2 separate regions of the Homo sapiens genome follow, and region 2 is linked to region 1. The links are chromatin contacts, found by Hi-C or POLR2A ChIA-PET in ENCODE. All regions are on one chromosome and are shown on one strand. The core of a region is the stretch at or near the end of the contact, and the rest is flanking DNA. Distances in the headings are between cores, read along the strand shown. Region 1 overlaps EBF1 (EBF transcription factor 1). Region 2 overlaps EBF1 (EBF transcription factor 1).

Evidence for each region. Hi-C counts contacts between places; a loop is a spot of excess contacts on that map. ChIA-PET counts read pairs that join two places held with the same protein, here RNA polymerase II (POLR2A). Pooled maps may share reads with other maps.
Region 2: a loop to region 1 is called in a map of B cell, with 2.1 times the contacts of the local background. The contact joins two enhancer-like sites. A Hi-C loop is called at or near these places in 6 of 168 maps with a recorded cell type or tissue (B cell, CD4-positive, alpha-beta T cell, CD4-positive, alpha-beta memory T cell and 3 more), 20 of 37 single-sample maps with no recorded cell type and 6 of 50 pooled maps. POLR2A ChIA-PET finds 5 or more read pairs at or near these places in 5 of 52 experiments (GM12878, OCI-LY7, activated B cell and 2 more).

Annotation. Positions count from the first base shown.
Region 1 is chr5:158,953,788-158,961,516 of GRCh38, reverse strand. The region is part of intron 6 of EBF1 (EBF transcription factor 1); the gene reads left to right. Among named protein-coding and RNA genes, the nearest start is that of EBF1, 140 kb to the left of the region's middle. RefSeq lists enhancers at 2,957-3,006, 3,037-3,106, 2,835-3,697, 7,161-7,290. Within about 2 kb of position 3,121, at least 5 of the 41 ENCODE cell types and tissues checked have a DNase peak (open chromatin) inside an H3K27ac peak, as active enhancers do; they include B cell, where a contact is called at or near this core.
Region 2 is chr5:158,992,018-158,999,746 of GRCh38, reverse strand. All of the region lies in intron 6 of EBF1 (EBF transcription factor 1), which reads left to right. Among named protein-coding and RNA genes, the nearest start is that of EBF1, 100 kb to the left of the region's middle. Within about 2 kb of position 3,971, at least 4 of the 41 ENCODE cell types and tissues checked have a DNase peak (open chromatin) inside an H3K27ac peak, as active enhancers do; they include B cell, where a contact is called at or near this core.

The DNA.
Region 1 (7,729 bases), core at 1,872-4,371:
TTCTTTTATTGTGAATATTATAGTGTATCTCATAATTTTTTAAACACATAGTTGCACAGCGTTACATCCTATGGCTATAAGTTATTTACTCTGTTGTAGAGTCTGTAGTCAGTTTTCAATTTTTTGCAATTGTTAAAATCAGCAATGAGCCACCTTGTGTATCTTTGGGTTGAATATGATTTTTTTTTCCTTTAAGCTTAATTCCTCAAAGTGTAATCTTTGAATTGAAGGAGATGATCATTTTTAAGCCTTCTGATATATGTGGCTAAATTGCCCTCCAAAAAGGTTATACTGTTTACACTTTCACTATGTGTTAAGACAGTGCAGTTCACTGGCGTCCTCAAAGGACCTCATTTAGAAACTTGTACCAACTTGGTAAACTGAAATATAGTATTTATATTTTGTGATTATTGCTGAGGTTGAATACTGAGCTCGAATATTTTTCTTTGTGTTTTTGGCCATTTATATGCATATTTTGGTGAATTGCCTATTCATTTTCTCCCTTATTTTTTTCCCTTATGGGCTTTTATTTAGGTTTCAAAAAATAAACATTTATTGTCTCACAAGAATTTCAGGTCAGATGTAGCAATCTGAAGGCTCGACCGGGGCTGGGAGATCTGTTTCCAAGGTAGTTCGTTCACAGGGCTATTGGCCTGAGGCCTCAGTTTCTTGATACAAGGCCTTTCCGGGGCTGATTGGGTATCCTGATGACATGGCAGCCAGCTTCTCCCACACTGAGTGAGCCTACAGAGAGCAAACAGGAAACTGACAGGCCTTTTTGACCTAGTCTTGGAAGTCACACATTGCACTTTTTGTCTTCTTCTATTTGTTAAGAGCAAGTCACTAACTCTAGCCCACATTCAGGAGAGAGAAACGAAGTTCCACCTCTTGAAGAATTTGTGGATATATTTAAAAACCATTAGAGAACCTATTTTTTAAAAACATTTTTCAAACATTTTCCTCCAGTTTGCCCTTCAATTTAAATTTTTTTTTACAGAGATGTACAATTTTAATATACTTAAGTCTATTAATCATTTCCAGTTTTAGAGTCTTTCTTTTGCTTTGTGCTTAACAATGTCTTCTTTACTCTAGGGTCAGATAAATCTTCACCTATATTTTCTTTTAGTTCTTTGTTGATTTCACTTTTTACATGTAACCTCTTTAGTGTTTCTATAATTTATTTTTAGAAATAAATTAGATACAGCAATTTTTTTCTGAATAACATTTATTTAAGTGGCAATTTTTGAATAAGCTCACTTTCTCTTAATGATTTAGAATGCCTCATTTATTATCAGTAAATATAGGGTAGATATTCCACTGATACTTACAATATGACTATAGCCCTTATTAAAATCTTAAAATGCTTCCATGCTGATTGGTAAATATCTGCTGCTCTAAGTGTCCCCTCCTTTCCTTCCCCCTCAGTTCAGACCCTTCTCTATCAATTTAAAGGGGCTTCTCTGGTGCATTTAAAGGAGTGAGTGTGGTATTATGTCTTCCAGACTGGAGCTCCAGGGACAATGTAGGTGTCAATTCTGCTATTTTGAATAGCCACCCTAACTAGGGATATATAGGCACATGGCTTTCTGTTCTGTTCCATTGATTGGTCGATCTAGTTTGATTCTCTTACTGCATGATTTTAATTGCTATGGCTGTATAATGTGTTTTAATTATATAATCATCCCCCATTTTCATGACTATTATTGCTTATTTATTCTTGTATATGAATGAATCATATTTTTGGTTAAAATAATGTCTTTAGAAAGTTGAGTAATGTATTAAAGACTAGGGAAGTTGACATCTCTACTAAATTGAGTCTTTCTATCTTGAAAGTATATATATATATACATACATATATATTCTTTTGTCTTAAAAGTCTTCCTATTTTGAAAGAATTATATATTATTTATGTCTTTAAAATTCTTGAACAGGCCTGGTGGCTCAGGCCGGTAATCCCAGCACTTTGGGAGGCCGAGGCAGACAGATTGCCTGAGGTCAGGAGATTCAGACAAGCTTGGTCAACATGGTGAAACCCCATCTCTACTAAAAATACAAAAATCTTCCAGGTGTGGTGGCACACTCCTGTAATCCCAGCTACTCAGGAGGCTGAGGCAGAAGAATCTCTTGAACGCTGGAGACAGAGGTTGCAGTGAGCTGAGATCAAGCCACTGCACTCCAACTAGGGTGACAGAGTAAGACTCCGTCTCAAAAAAAAAAAAAAAATTCTTAAGTAGAGCTAGAGTTTTTCTTTATATTTTTGTTTTAGTTTATTTCGATTTGTTTTATGTTTGGCATCTTTTTTTGGTGTTAGGAATAGTATATTTTCTAAAATATGGGCAAATGGTTATTACAATTATTTATTCCTCAGATATGTTAATGGTTCAGGGGTTCTTTAAGAAAGTTATTTTCCAAGCTTTGGAAAATGCAAATTCACTGAAGTCCTTTAAATAATCCCTCCTCTCACTAGAATTTTGAATTACCTTGATATGATGCACAAAAATTCTGGTCACTTACATTGTTTAAGTAGCCAGTTCAAGATGACTTGGGGACAACTTGAGTAATGTGCGAATCGTGTGGGCAATCACATATTCCTGATATCCAAAATACCAGCCTTTTCATTTTCTTTTTCTGAATGTTTCTGCTTGAAATTACCCATGGTTTAAAATATGCACGGCACATGGCATTGAACGTGGGAAGTGTTGTTAAGTTTTGAATGGGATGGTTAGAAAACGGCGTTTCTGGTTGTGTAAGAGTCTCTCATCTGGATCTGAAGCCTCTTCCGGGGAATTCCAGGCCTTCTCCCCTCTATGTCATAAAAATGACTGGGTGACTTCGCAAAGCAATAATACCAGTGGGATGTGTATATTAACCTGTCTGTGGGGGGAAAATGCTGAGAGCAACAGGCCTATAATTTAGGTAATAGCGATAGCCTATGAAAAACATGCTGCTTTTGCCTTGATGCTAATCAGGAAACCATCAGACAGTCTTCCCTGACTGAGTAAGGGCAGGGCGGGAAGGAAGTCAGCTGTCATCATGTTTTTGAAGAAGAAAAAAATGAGAGGTGAACTGAACTCTGTGATCGGAACCTCACTCTAAGGCCGCTTCCTGAATTTAAAGGTGTGGTACTCCAATCAGCACCGCAAATTGGAGGCATCTGATTTGCATGGATTAACAGGAGTGGGTCACAACCTTCTGACAGGTCAATGGCACCACTGGGGATTTGAAGAAAACTTTGATTCTCCCTCTTTTCCCCCTCTGCCATGAAGCAATCATGCTGTTCTATTGTAAAAGAGGATCCCTTACTTATAAAGCCAAGCTTGTCATTTAAATTCACTCAAGTTAGGACACCACCGAGCTCTGTCAGATGTCAGTCTCAATTCAGCAGGAGAATGTTTTTCAACAGCTTTCTAACCTCTTTGCCGGGAAACACAGAGGCTTGGATCAAGGGGGAGGGGCAGCTGACTGGGCTTGAAGGATTTTTACAGAGGCAAGATTGGAATTTTTCATTTCAGGCAGGTTTTCTTTTTCTTTACGTTTTCTTATTATTATTTTTTCCTTTTTCCCTCTAAGCCTCGTGTAAAAGATATTCCCACAAAAAGAGAGTGAAAAAAAGTCAGATTGGTTGTAAGGACCACTTCAGTTGAGGGTCTCCTTGAAGGTATTTAAACCTGGGAGTGATGTTGGCATCTTTTCTGCATTAGGGGTATTGGCTGTTTGCCAATCATTTCCCTTGAAAAATATCATGCGGCCATAAAGGAACTATGAAATGTTTGGCAGAGGAAGCGTCCATGGCAGAATAGGGACAAAGGGAAATGGAGATTTTCTGATTCAGCCTCTGGTGCCAGACCCAAATAAAAAGAAGAGGCACATGCCATGGAACTATGGCTTACCTGAAACACCCTGGGTCAAGGAGCTTTGAAATGGTAGTGGCAGAGTTGGGACCATTTTTTTCTTGAACCTTGATTAACCAAGTGCTCTGGAGATAAAATGTTCAGAGAGTTCTAATATACTCACTTGCTACGTATTGTTTTCTACATTTAGCTACAACTGTTGATTCAGCATCTCCTATAGGCCAGATATTATGCCAGACCTAATTTGCAACAAAACAGATTTGGTTCCTGCCCTCTTGGGACTTCCTGCTTAGACCTGCCTCATCAATTTTCATTTCTTATGTGACTTAATCTTTGTCATTTAAATTCCAGTATTTTCTTGCATCCATGACAGTGCTTACCATTGTATTAATAATACCTTACAGAAAAGTCTGGTAAATATCTATAATTTTATTGGCTGTTCAAGTAATGTTTAAATTTATGAAGCCTCAGTTTTCTCATCTGTAAAATGGGGATAATAATGTCTATCTCACAGGGCGCTTGTGAAGAGTGAATGGTATAATGTATAGAAAGCACTCAGCAGAGAGCTTGGCACAGAGTTCTTAGTAATTGGGAGCTGCTAGCATTTTTCATTAGAAGTGTGGCTCACGCCTGTAATCCCAGCACTTTGGGAGGCCTAGACAGGTGGATCACAGGGTCAGGAGATCGAGACCATCTTGGCTAACACGGTGAAACCCGGTCTCTACTAAAAATACAAAAAATTAGCTGGGCGTGGTGGCAGGCGCCTGTAGTCCCAGCTACTCCGGAGGCTGAGGCAGGAGAATGGTGTGAACCCGGGAGGTGGAGTTTGCAGTGAGCCCAGATCGCGCCACTGCACTCCAGCCTGGGCGACAGAGCGAGACTCCATCTCAAAAAAAAAAAAAAAAAAAAAAGAAGTGTTGGTGGCAGAGGTAGTGGGAGTGGTAGTACATGCTTAACATCTAGAACCTTCTCTTCTGGTTAATTCCATTGGAACCTTTCTATAATATTTTCAATATTTTCAACTTCTTTTTTCTTTTAGTAAGTATGTCTTTCTCAAAGAATTAATTGTTTGGATGGTTGAAGATAACTTGGAAGACCTTAAGGTCGTGATTTCATGATTTGAAACAAATTGTCAAGAGCTATTTTAGAAGGAATATCTGAAAGTGTGCGTGCGTGTGTGTGTGTGCGTGTGTGTGTGTGTGTCTATGTGTGCGTGCATTCTAAGGTACATCCTGCAATTAAGCTTCCAGTTAAAAGTCCAGTTTTGAAAACCCTCTTGAACTTCTTTTTGAGTTCTCTTTCTTTTAATGGTTACAAATGTCCTTTCAGGGAAAGTTACTCTCAGCTCTCATTCTCCTCCTGGTGAAAAACATTCAGAGACCATTAGGCTGCATCTCAGTGAAAGGAAACTGCAGCATAGAACTTGATCTGAAAAGCCTGTGACACACCGTGTCGCTCCAAAGTAGAAGCCTCCTTGGTACTACAAGACTGTGGACTGGAGTGTGTTGCTGGAGTTTGACATGGGTTCAAATCTTGCCTTTGCCATTTATTAGCTTTGTGACCTTGGGCAAATTTCTAAATCTGAAAGACACACACACACACACACACACACACACACACACACACACACACACACATTTATATTTATTTAATTAATGCAGTATCTGGCATATTCAAGCAGGAGCTTGTAACAAATAAGTAACAACTGTAAGAAATAAGTATTTGTTGCATAAACAAAGCAATGGCCTGCAGGTACTCCTCCTTTGGTAAGCCATTGCTAAGCAACTCTTTGCTACTCTTCCTTTCAGCTGCTGGCTGAACCTGCAGCATCTTCTTGTGACTCCCCTCAATGGTAGCACACTTCTACTCTTTGAGGGTTGATCTGAGTTTCGGAAACAGCCAGCAGTAATTTGATAACGAGGCTGGTGTAAAACATCAGTCGATTAAAGATCATTTTAGATCAGAAATGATGCGTCCCTGTAAGGGAACTACTATATTGAGATGAACTCAAAACATTCTGCCTGGATTTCCAAGAAGAGCTGCAAATGCTCTCAAGCAGTCTTCCAAAGTGACAATTAAGAATGGGATGGAATTCATTTTGATGTCCAGCTCTGGTCTAAAAGTCAGTCACATTCCAGGTCTCACTCTGGCCCCTGTGCTCTGGAAAGAGAGGAGCAGTGAGATATGGCCATTGTTGATATGAAAAGCAGAAGGTGGAGGTCCCAGGCTGCTGAGTTAGCCCTCAGTTTGAATCCTGCGTCTGCTGTTTTTTAGCTCTAAGTCCTGAGGCCTCTAATATACATCTACTCTGCAATTACTTCTCTCTCTCTCTCTTTTTTTTTTAGATGGAGTTTCGCTCTTGTTGCCCATTCTGGAGTGCAGTGGTGCAATCTCGGCTCACTACAACCCCTGCCTCCCGGATTCAAGCGATTCTCTTGCCTCAGACTCCCAAGTAGCTGGGATTACAGGTGCCCGCCACCACTCCCGGCTGATTTTTGTATTTTTAGTAGAGATGGGGTTTCACCATGTTGGCCAGGCTGGTCTTGAACTCCTGACCTCGTGATCCGCCCTCCTCGGCCTCCCAAAGTGCTGGGATTACAGGCGTGAGCCACTGCGCCCGGCCCAATTACTTCTCTGTAATTTTTTTCCCCTGAGGATTGGTGGGGAAAAAAAATGCTTGGCACATAACACTCCATGTTAAGTTTCAGGATTATTTCTTCTTTTTACATTATTTTAGTTTTTTGTTCATATGTACTCAGGGCTCACACTTTGCTTGGCTCCGTAAGTCCTAGAGAAAAATGGTATGAGAAATGAATTCACATGAAGCATTAGTGCCTTAGTCTCTTACTGTTTTTACCTTTCCCGTGAATATTTGTGCTTACAAAATGGTGTCCAGAAAGGCAGTGCCTCAGCGAGATAAATATGTTTCTAATCTTAGCATCTTGGGCAGAGTGAGGCTGGCATCTGAGGTCAGGGAGGCCACAGGGCCACGCTACTGACCGCATTGGTAACAGACTCCATTAGGTTGACAGAAAGGTTAAGGTTCCTGGAATCTGTCTCTAAATTCTCCGTACCCCCTCATTAGGTTAGAAGCCAATGCCAATACAAGTAACCAATACCAAACCCTCTCTTGCTTACAGAGGCATTATTAAGTTGGGGGCACCCTAAGAACAATTCATTGCAAATAATTGTTGGCACATTTATTCTCATGGCACAACTTTCAAAAGCAAATTAATTATAAACTGGTTGCAATTTAATTCAGTTTGTCTGGATTATGTGTTTGCAAGGCCTAGAGTACATTTGGCACCGTTGCTGGCACATTTGGATTTTAATGTCTTTGACAAGCCACAGCTTCCTTGGCCTGGGTAAACGGCCTACTGCCATACTGTCATTTAACTAGATTGCGTCAGAGTGACTCTTTAGCTTCGCGGTGGGTCTTCAGTTTACAACCTCCACGCCACCCCATCAGCCGCACGGGCATAGATCTCAACATGTATCAGGAAACTGGAAGAAAGCTGTGAACAGAATACTCTGAGAAAATGATGGTTAATCGTGTAGAAAAGTTTAACTATTTGCATCAGCACAATATTACACAGGCACATACGACTTTCAGTTCCCTAAACCTGAGAAAAGGTTTAACAACATTGTGTGAAATCTGACATCTTGCTATTCATATAAATGTGAAAGGCAGATTGGGAAAAATACAGTAAAATCCCCGCTTTTGTGCAGAGAATGGTGCATATTTTTCCCCTAATTATGGAAGGTAGCCTTTTATTTCTTCTGAATTCATTCATTTCTGAGCCTGTGTTTTCAGCTTGCTTATGAAACTCAATTATAAAACCAGGGTTAAAAATTAAGTCAAGTCACAGGCTATACTC
Region 2 (7,729 bases), core at 2,722-5,221, 37 kb before region 1:
TTTCTTATTGAATCTTTGTGCTTCATTTCAAAGAAGAAAGAAAAAAATACACTACGGATCAGTGGATAGCATAATTTTGAGACCATCAGCAACTGCTGAACTTAGTTTTCATTTTTACCATGTCAACATTGGAACACACTGATCAGTTCTCTGTTTATAATCCTGAAAACTTGCCACTTGGAATAGATTTAAAATATTTGTGTATAGTTACAGCATTTTAAGAGGCAAAACCCACCAATTTCTCACAAATGCTTGGAAAGCTTTCTGTTCTCTAACTGAAAACATCTCATGTTCCCGCTTAGCCAAGAGAGAGAAAAAGATTTGAAGACAGATCCTTTAACTGGATGTAAGGAGTTCTCTAAAAGACTTAACAACTTATTCGAAAGTAGTTTGTCTTAAAGAAGAAACCTGTCTTGGTTGAAGTGAAGAAAATTTGGGATTTTTATGGAAACTAATTATAAGTACTAATGCTTTTGAAGTTATGTCTCCGTTGCTTGGAACAACTATTGGTCACATTTTCTGTTTTTGGGGCATTATACACTCTTAGGAATTGCCAGTGTTTCAGGCTGCAGCATAGCTTCATCCCAGAGTGGAGTCTCTGGGTAAGAGCCATCAATATGGCTTTCATTCTGTTTCTTTTTCTGTCAGATTTTTTTTTTTCTTTCAAAGAGAAAATGAAACACAAAAACTCTTGTGTGTGCTTGAGGTTCATTCACTGCAATTTGAGAAGTGTGGTATTCGGACTGAACCTTTGAAGCTTCCATGACAGAGAAATGCTTTGGGTGTAGGCACTAAACTCTTCAGGTTGTGGGTATTTTTCAGTACTAGGTGAAAAGCATACATAATATACATCGCGATCCGGCACAGTTGGGGAATCAAAGATCTGTTTGATCAAGTCAATAGCACTTCCCAAAGTGTGGTAAGCTACCAGTAAAAGCACCGGTGCTGGCCTGTGAGATGATTTCAGGAGATACACAGGCATTTTGAATTTAATAATTATATGCCTACTTTTGTGCTTCCCTTCAGTTGAATGGTTTTCTACATATAGTTTCCTTTTAGAATAATTTTGCTGAAAATAGCTAGTCAATTTAAAGAAAAGTTATTAAGTAAATGACAATAAGGGCGGTAGGTGGGTTGGTAAAATGATAGACAAATGATTGAAGTTTTCGGAAGCTGAAGTAGTTCAGACACTTAGTGCATTCATTTGCTTATTCAACGTTATGTATCGAATACCTGTCTATTCCAGATTCTGTGGATTCAGGCAGTCAATAGTGGGAACAAAGTCCCTGGCCTTGTGGAACTCTCATCCTCGATGTGGAAGAGAAATAAATATATGCTATAATCTCAGGTAGTTAGTGTCGTAAAGGAAAATAAGGCAGGGTTAGGGGCTAGAGCTTGCGGAGTAGGGGCAGTTTTAGAGAAGGGTGGAGGAAAGCCTTGTCGAGGAGGTTGCATCTGAGCAGAAAGCAAGACAGATTGGGTTTAGTTCATTCTGCAATCACACATGGGGTGTTTGGCTCTGGAAAACAAATACAGAAAAGACTGGCCAGAAGAAGCTCATAATTTGGGGGTGGAGGACTTCATTAAAATTTAATAAGATAGAGTATAGTGAAAGCGATGCAAGGAGGAGACATTGGGAGCATGGAAAAAAGGAATGGCTGTCCTAATTGATGGGAGGTAATATGATGGAAGATTTCCTAGAGGAGGTCAGTGTCCTGAATTGAGCCTTTCAGAATGAGGAGGAGGTAGCAGGGGAGGGGAAGGAAATGGTGGCAGGACAGGGCCATTTACAGTAGAGAGAACAACATATGCAAAGGTATAAAACATTCCTTGAGGGGGCACATAGTGGGTATCTGGTAAATTCCTGTTGAATGCAAAAATGATGTGAGGAGTGCTTTGACGCTGCAAGAACATGAGCGTTGAGGTAAGGAGTAGAGGGAGAGCCTGCTGTAGAGCTAGCAAAGGCCTGTGTCTGGGAGGCTTGGACTTCTTCCTTTGGGCCACAGGGATCCACTGGAGGGTTTTACAAGAGGGATGACATGTTACATGTGCTTCATTCATTAACTACTATTGTGTTAGTTTGGAGAATAAATTTGCATGGCGTAAGGACAAGCACCAGTGAAAATCAGGAATGGATTCAACAAGACCCAGAAAGAAGTAATGGGAAGAAAAGAGCTATAGGGAGTCAGTTGGATTTGGCAGAATGGGCATCATTGGTGAATTTAAAGCAGCTTAATTTATGCATTGAGGGTAGAATCTGGATTTTGGGGAATTGAGGAGTAGACGGAGGATAAACAACTCTATGTATGTGGATTAGCAATTTTTAGATAACTGGAAACTGCAAAATATTTAATACTTAGCTACGTAGAATGTGAAGTATTTATTCGGAATGGGGCTGAATGTCCAGCACTGCTCACAGACCCAGTTCAAGGGTCCTCCGCCTGGCCTCTGCTCTTTAGAGGGTCCCAGTCTGGCTCTCCTCAGGGAGTGAGAGACCCCTGGGGCCACCTGGAAACTGCCCACTCTTGTAAGATGTTGCTCAGCGTTCTTGGGACCCAGGAATTCACTGCTCCAAAGGCCCTGAGTTCACTTTCAAGGCTTGGTTCTGCAGGGTGTACTCATGTGTGCACCCTGAGTCTTGAGGAGTAGACAAAGGGCTTTTGTGGAGGATGAGGAGGGAGATTGGATGTGAGCACTGCTGTGTTCATACGTGTGCTGTGTTCTGATCCTTGAGATTTGGATCAGAGCCAGAGGTGGAAAGAGAAGAGGATGGGGTGTAGTTGGGGCTGGCCTCCCTATGCCACTGACTACTTGAGAGGAACATTGAAGAACTGAAAATTCTACAATCGAAGTTGGCTTTCCAGGTTGTTATAAAGAAGTATTTGTCAAGACAGGAGGTATAACATATTTCATTTAAAAGTTTGCTAGCTTGTTTTATAGCTTTTAAATATTTAGACACGTAAGATGTGAGCCTTCTTTTATTAGGAATGGGCTTGAGTATCATAATTCCTTGCATTTGTTGTCTTTAAACTAGAAACTCAGTAATAAATGGTAGAAGTGTCCAGTTCCTGTAAGGCTGCTTAAGTGGATTTTTACTAAATATTAAGTGTTTTCAAGAAATTGTGTTAAGATTCGCCTCACTTTCCACCAATACTACATGTCTTTGGCCTCCCCACAACCTTAGAAATGTACACCCAGAACTGAATTAAGTAATTTAGAATAAGCTCACATTTTAAAGTTACTTTCAGAAACCAAATTTGAAGAAAGTGAAACAATATCCTTTGCCCCTTACTTCTGGGTAAAAGACAGAAATCACAACTGTCCAAATCTAGACAACAATCTTTATGGTTAACTTATAAAGTGAGAGTTAGTTAAAAATTTCATAAAAATTAGAGAAAATTGTAGCAAAGCCATCACTAATTTACCCAGGAAGTATATTAAGACATTACATGCTTACAAGTTATTTATAAAGTCCCGGACATGTTTGTTGATCTGGTTAAAACAACACTAAGTACTTCCAGAAAAATTCCTTTCTAGATAAAAAGATCTGATAAATCAGCATGATCATCAGATTTCTCTAATAAAAGAAAGGGTGTTGGAAAGAGTGAATTCCAGATAAGTCCTGTGTAATGCTCCTGAAAGCCATGAGGTCACCAGTAAATTAAAGTTGGATTTGGGGCCCAGAATCTGTTATAGCTGTTTGTATTCTCCTAGGCTGGAGGCCAGACAGCTAGAAACAGGGCCGAGATCCTCAGGGAGTCTAAGTCCTCTTCATGCAGCACTTGACACCGTTATTGCACCTCTGGAATCTAGTAGGTTTCACTAATATGTTTTGGGGGGCTCTGCACGTCATGTGATAAAATTGCATTGCGAGTCTGTGACCGAAGATGAGATCATCTTTCTTAGCTCATCGTTTCAGGCAAGGGCCACCCTCCCCATAGGTGGAGTAGCACAGAGTGCACTGTGATATGAAGAAAGAAGGAACTGAGATTTTTATCATGCAGTGATCCTGTGCCAGGCAGGGTGCTGGGTTCTTTCTTAAATCATCCAGTTAATCCTTACAATGACCCTGTAAGAAGGTCGGAGAGGGTAAGGCATATATCCAAGCTCACAGAGCTTAACAAATGGCAGATCCTGGAGTCATTCTGCTCTCCACAGGATGCCCTGTTCGGGGCTTTTTCCTCAACACCACACTGAGGGGTGTCAAGAGCCTCTCTTGCACTGGAAGATTATTTAGCTTTTTAGACTCAGGACTCAGAAGAGCCTTGGAGATTATATAGTCACCGAATCCTGACACCTGTGCATTTGCTGCTGAATTCACAGCAGTTCTAAGCCAAGCATATGAGCGTCCCCCTAGCATTGATCTGCTACTGTGCCTAAAAGTTTCCCCTGCAGTGACTATTCCACATGAAACCATTGTGCCTTGTTAAATAAAATATGACTGTATCATGAAGACACCACCAATACTTAGGTTCAGGTGATTTTATGCCACTAGTAAGAATCCAAGGACAATGTGTTATTGGGGAGAAGTAGAAAAAGGAAAATCTGGGGTAGCACCTGGCATGCTCTTTCTCCAATTTTCTACTACTTACTCCTATTCCCCAAATTCTCCCATCAAGGAGGAAATGAACTCTGAGACAGAAGATGAGTTTTCCTCAAAGCTTGACCAGGATATAAGTGGATGCCTTATTGGGCAAAGCAGAGGGTAACCAATTAGAAGGCCCTGGCTTCTCTTGATTGATAGCTGAGAACTCGTCAGAGGGATCAGTGCTTTCTCTGTGTATTGCTGGAGTCTGAAAGTGTGACTCTCATGTCACTGATTCATTTCTGAAGTGTTAAATTCAGAATAAATTTTTGATAATCAAAATGAACTTAGAGAACTTTGTTGTTTGGCATTGTCAAGAGTGAAGAATTCTTGCCTAATGCAAAAAGTCATCCATGAATTTTCTGCCATATTAGTTTGAGCAAAACTGTGTTTTTTGCCCTACTGGATCTCTTAATGTAATGACATGTTTGGGATTTTGAGGTTGAAATGAATTTCTGATAAAATAACCATTCCAATGATAAAATGTAAAATGGTAATGCAAGATCAGTCACTCTCGTTATGAGACTTCTGGCTCATATGATTATAAGTGTTAAAGCCAGGCAAAATCTTAGGCGTAGAGTTCCAAGAAATATTATACTTTACTCAAAAGGCGTGCAAGGGATGTTCCAGAGTTGTCATTAGTAGATTATGATGTCAGGTGACAGCTCCGCAGGTTGTGTCACTCTTGCTTATGTTGTGTTTTCACAGCTCCCTTTAACAAGACACATTTAGACTTAGTGGATTTTGTAAGTTGAAAGGCCCCTTGACTCTAAGATCAAGAGTTAAAAGAGGCTGAGGTTGGCTTGCTTGCTGGGTTTGGGCAAAGCCACTGTACACAGTACCCAAATAATATCTGGAATCAGATCGCTCATTGTACTTATAGAAAATTAGAGTGTTCTTTGGTCTATTCATATTGTTGGAGTTTCCCCTTTGTCTTTCCTGGGTGGGGAAGTTAAAGAGGAATCTCACAGTTATTTAAGTTGGTGGGATAGAGATGTAGCTCATGTTGTTCTCCTTCTGAGACGCACCCACCTGCAGGAAGGGGAATGATTAACCCACCACATGAGGGGGTTTGGCTGAGGTGCAGGAACCAGCATAGAATGAGATAGGAGAACCCAAGTAACTCACCCATCTTCCCACCTGCTGTGATGATAACTGGGGTCATTTATCCACAATGCTTAAAGTGACGGAGACAACCATAGGCATTTGCAAATTCCTTGTCTGCCTGCCTATTTACCTAGGACAGACTTACATTTTGACTTGCCCTTTCCTCCCCAGTTGGACTGGAATTTGAGATGTTCCATCAGTCTGTTTAATCCTTTAGGTCTGACCATGATCTGAGATGAAGTTTGTTCCTTGGTTTTGCTTTTGCTGGTTTGTGATCTTGGTTCTCGACTTAGACTTGGAAGGCTGGACAGAGTCAGAGAGATTGGCAGTGATAATCTTTACACGTGCTTTCTCCTTATGTCATTTTACATTTGGAGCAATCCCTTGAACTCATAGGATGAGTATTGTTAGTTCCATTTTACAGACAAGAAAAGAAGGCTCAGAGTAGTGAAATGACTTGCCCTTTGAGTAGTTGATGTCTAACTCCAAATATTTATTCCACTATTTTCTCTACTAATCATGGTATTTCTCATCACCATTGCTATGCCTGTGAGTAGAATTTTTATCCCTGTTTTCAGAGGGAAAACACTAGGATTTTAAGAAACTTTTCCCCCTTGATAATCCATCGATTCAGTAGTTGTGCCAGATACCAACCAGAGACCTCTTTGTAGGTCACACTCAATCCCTAACAAGTCTAAAAGAAACAGGGCCAGGCATGGTGGCTCATGCCTGTAATCCTAGCACTTTGGGAGGCTGAGGTGGGTGGATTGCCTGAGCTCAGGAATTTGAGACCAGCCTGGGCAACACAGTGAAACCCCATCTCTACTAAAATACAAAAAAATTAGCTGGGTGTAGCAGCGTGCACCTGTAATCCCGGCTACTTGGAAGGCTAAGGCAGGAGAATCGCTTGAGCCCAGGAGGCGGAGGTGAAACCCCATCTCTACTAAAATACAAAAAAATTAGCTGGGTGTAGCAGCGTGCACCTGTAATCCCGGCTACTTGGAAGGCTAAGGCAGGAGAATCGCTTGAGCCCAGGAGGCGGAGGTTGCAGTGAGCCGAGATTGCTCCATTGCACTCTAGCCTGGGCAACAGAGCAAGACTCCGTCTCAAAAAAAAAAAAAAAAAAAAAAAAAAAAAGAAAGAAACAGCAGGGCTCTTAATATACCCCTTAGTGGAGATAAATCCTATAAAATTACACTTCAGCAGCAAAATAGACAAGCACAGTAATTTTGGTGTGAAATGTGCAAAGTCTTATTTACAGAACATCTCATGATGCTGTTCCCAGATGTCTTTTTAAAGAAATTTTTAGTTACATGCAAAGGAACTGAAAACCAGGAATATAATTGGTAAGAAACGTAAATCTGTCCAAAAAAAACAATTGCAACAACTTGATGAGATATATATTTTCTCAGCATCAGCATAAAAGAAAGAACATTCTGATCCAGAAATGGTATGTAAGTAAATAAACTTTAATTGGTTTGACAATGCCCCTTTTCCTGGCAGTGCCAAGAATCCTAGCATTATAATTACACAGTTCTGGGCAGACATGTGGTTTCCATTAAGAAAGACTTGTGATTGACTGAGTTCATGAGGCATGTCAGAAAAAACACATCAATGTCTTTATAAGAAGGGAAGAGAAATGGATCTAAATGTATTTATAACTTCACAAGATACACATTCATAGTTTCAAAAGGGCATACATTTCTTTAATTCTGATGAAAAAAAAAAATCATTAGGGAAAGCCATTGAGAGCATTTTGGCCTCCACTGCTACATGAGCACAGTACAGTGACTTGCATTTAGGTAAAAGGAATACTTTTTTTTTTTTTTTCCCTTACAAGGATTTATTTAAGGATTCTGGAAGGCAAACGTTGAGGAAAGTCTTAGTTGAATAAGCTGTTGCTTCATGGTTTAAACGTTCCCCAACCTCCTTTTTTCCTTTAAATGGCTTTACCATTAACAAAAAGATTTTTCAGATCCGTTCTCTCTTAGCCCCGTGTGGTGAGCCAAGCAGGATTTAGTAGTCTATCTCCCCTCA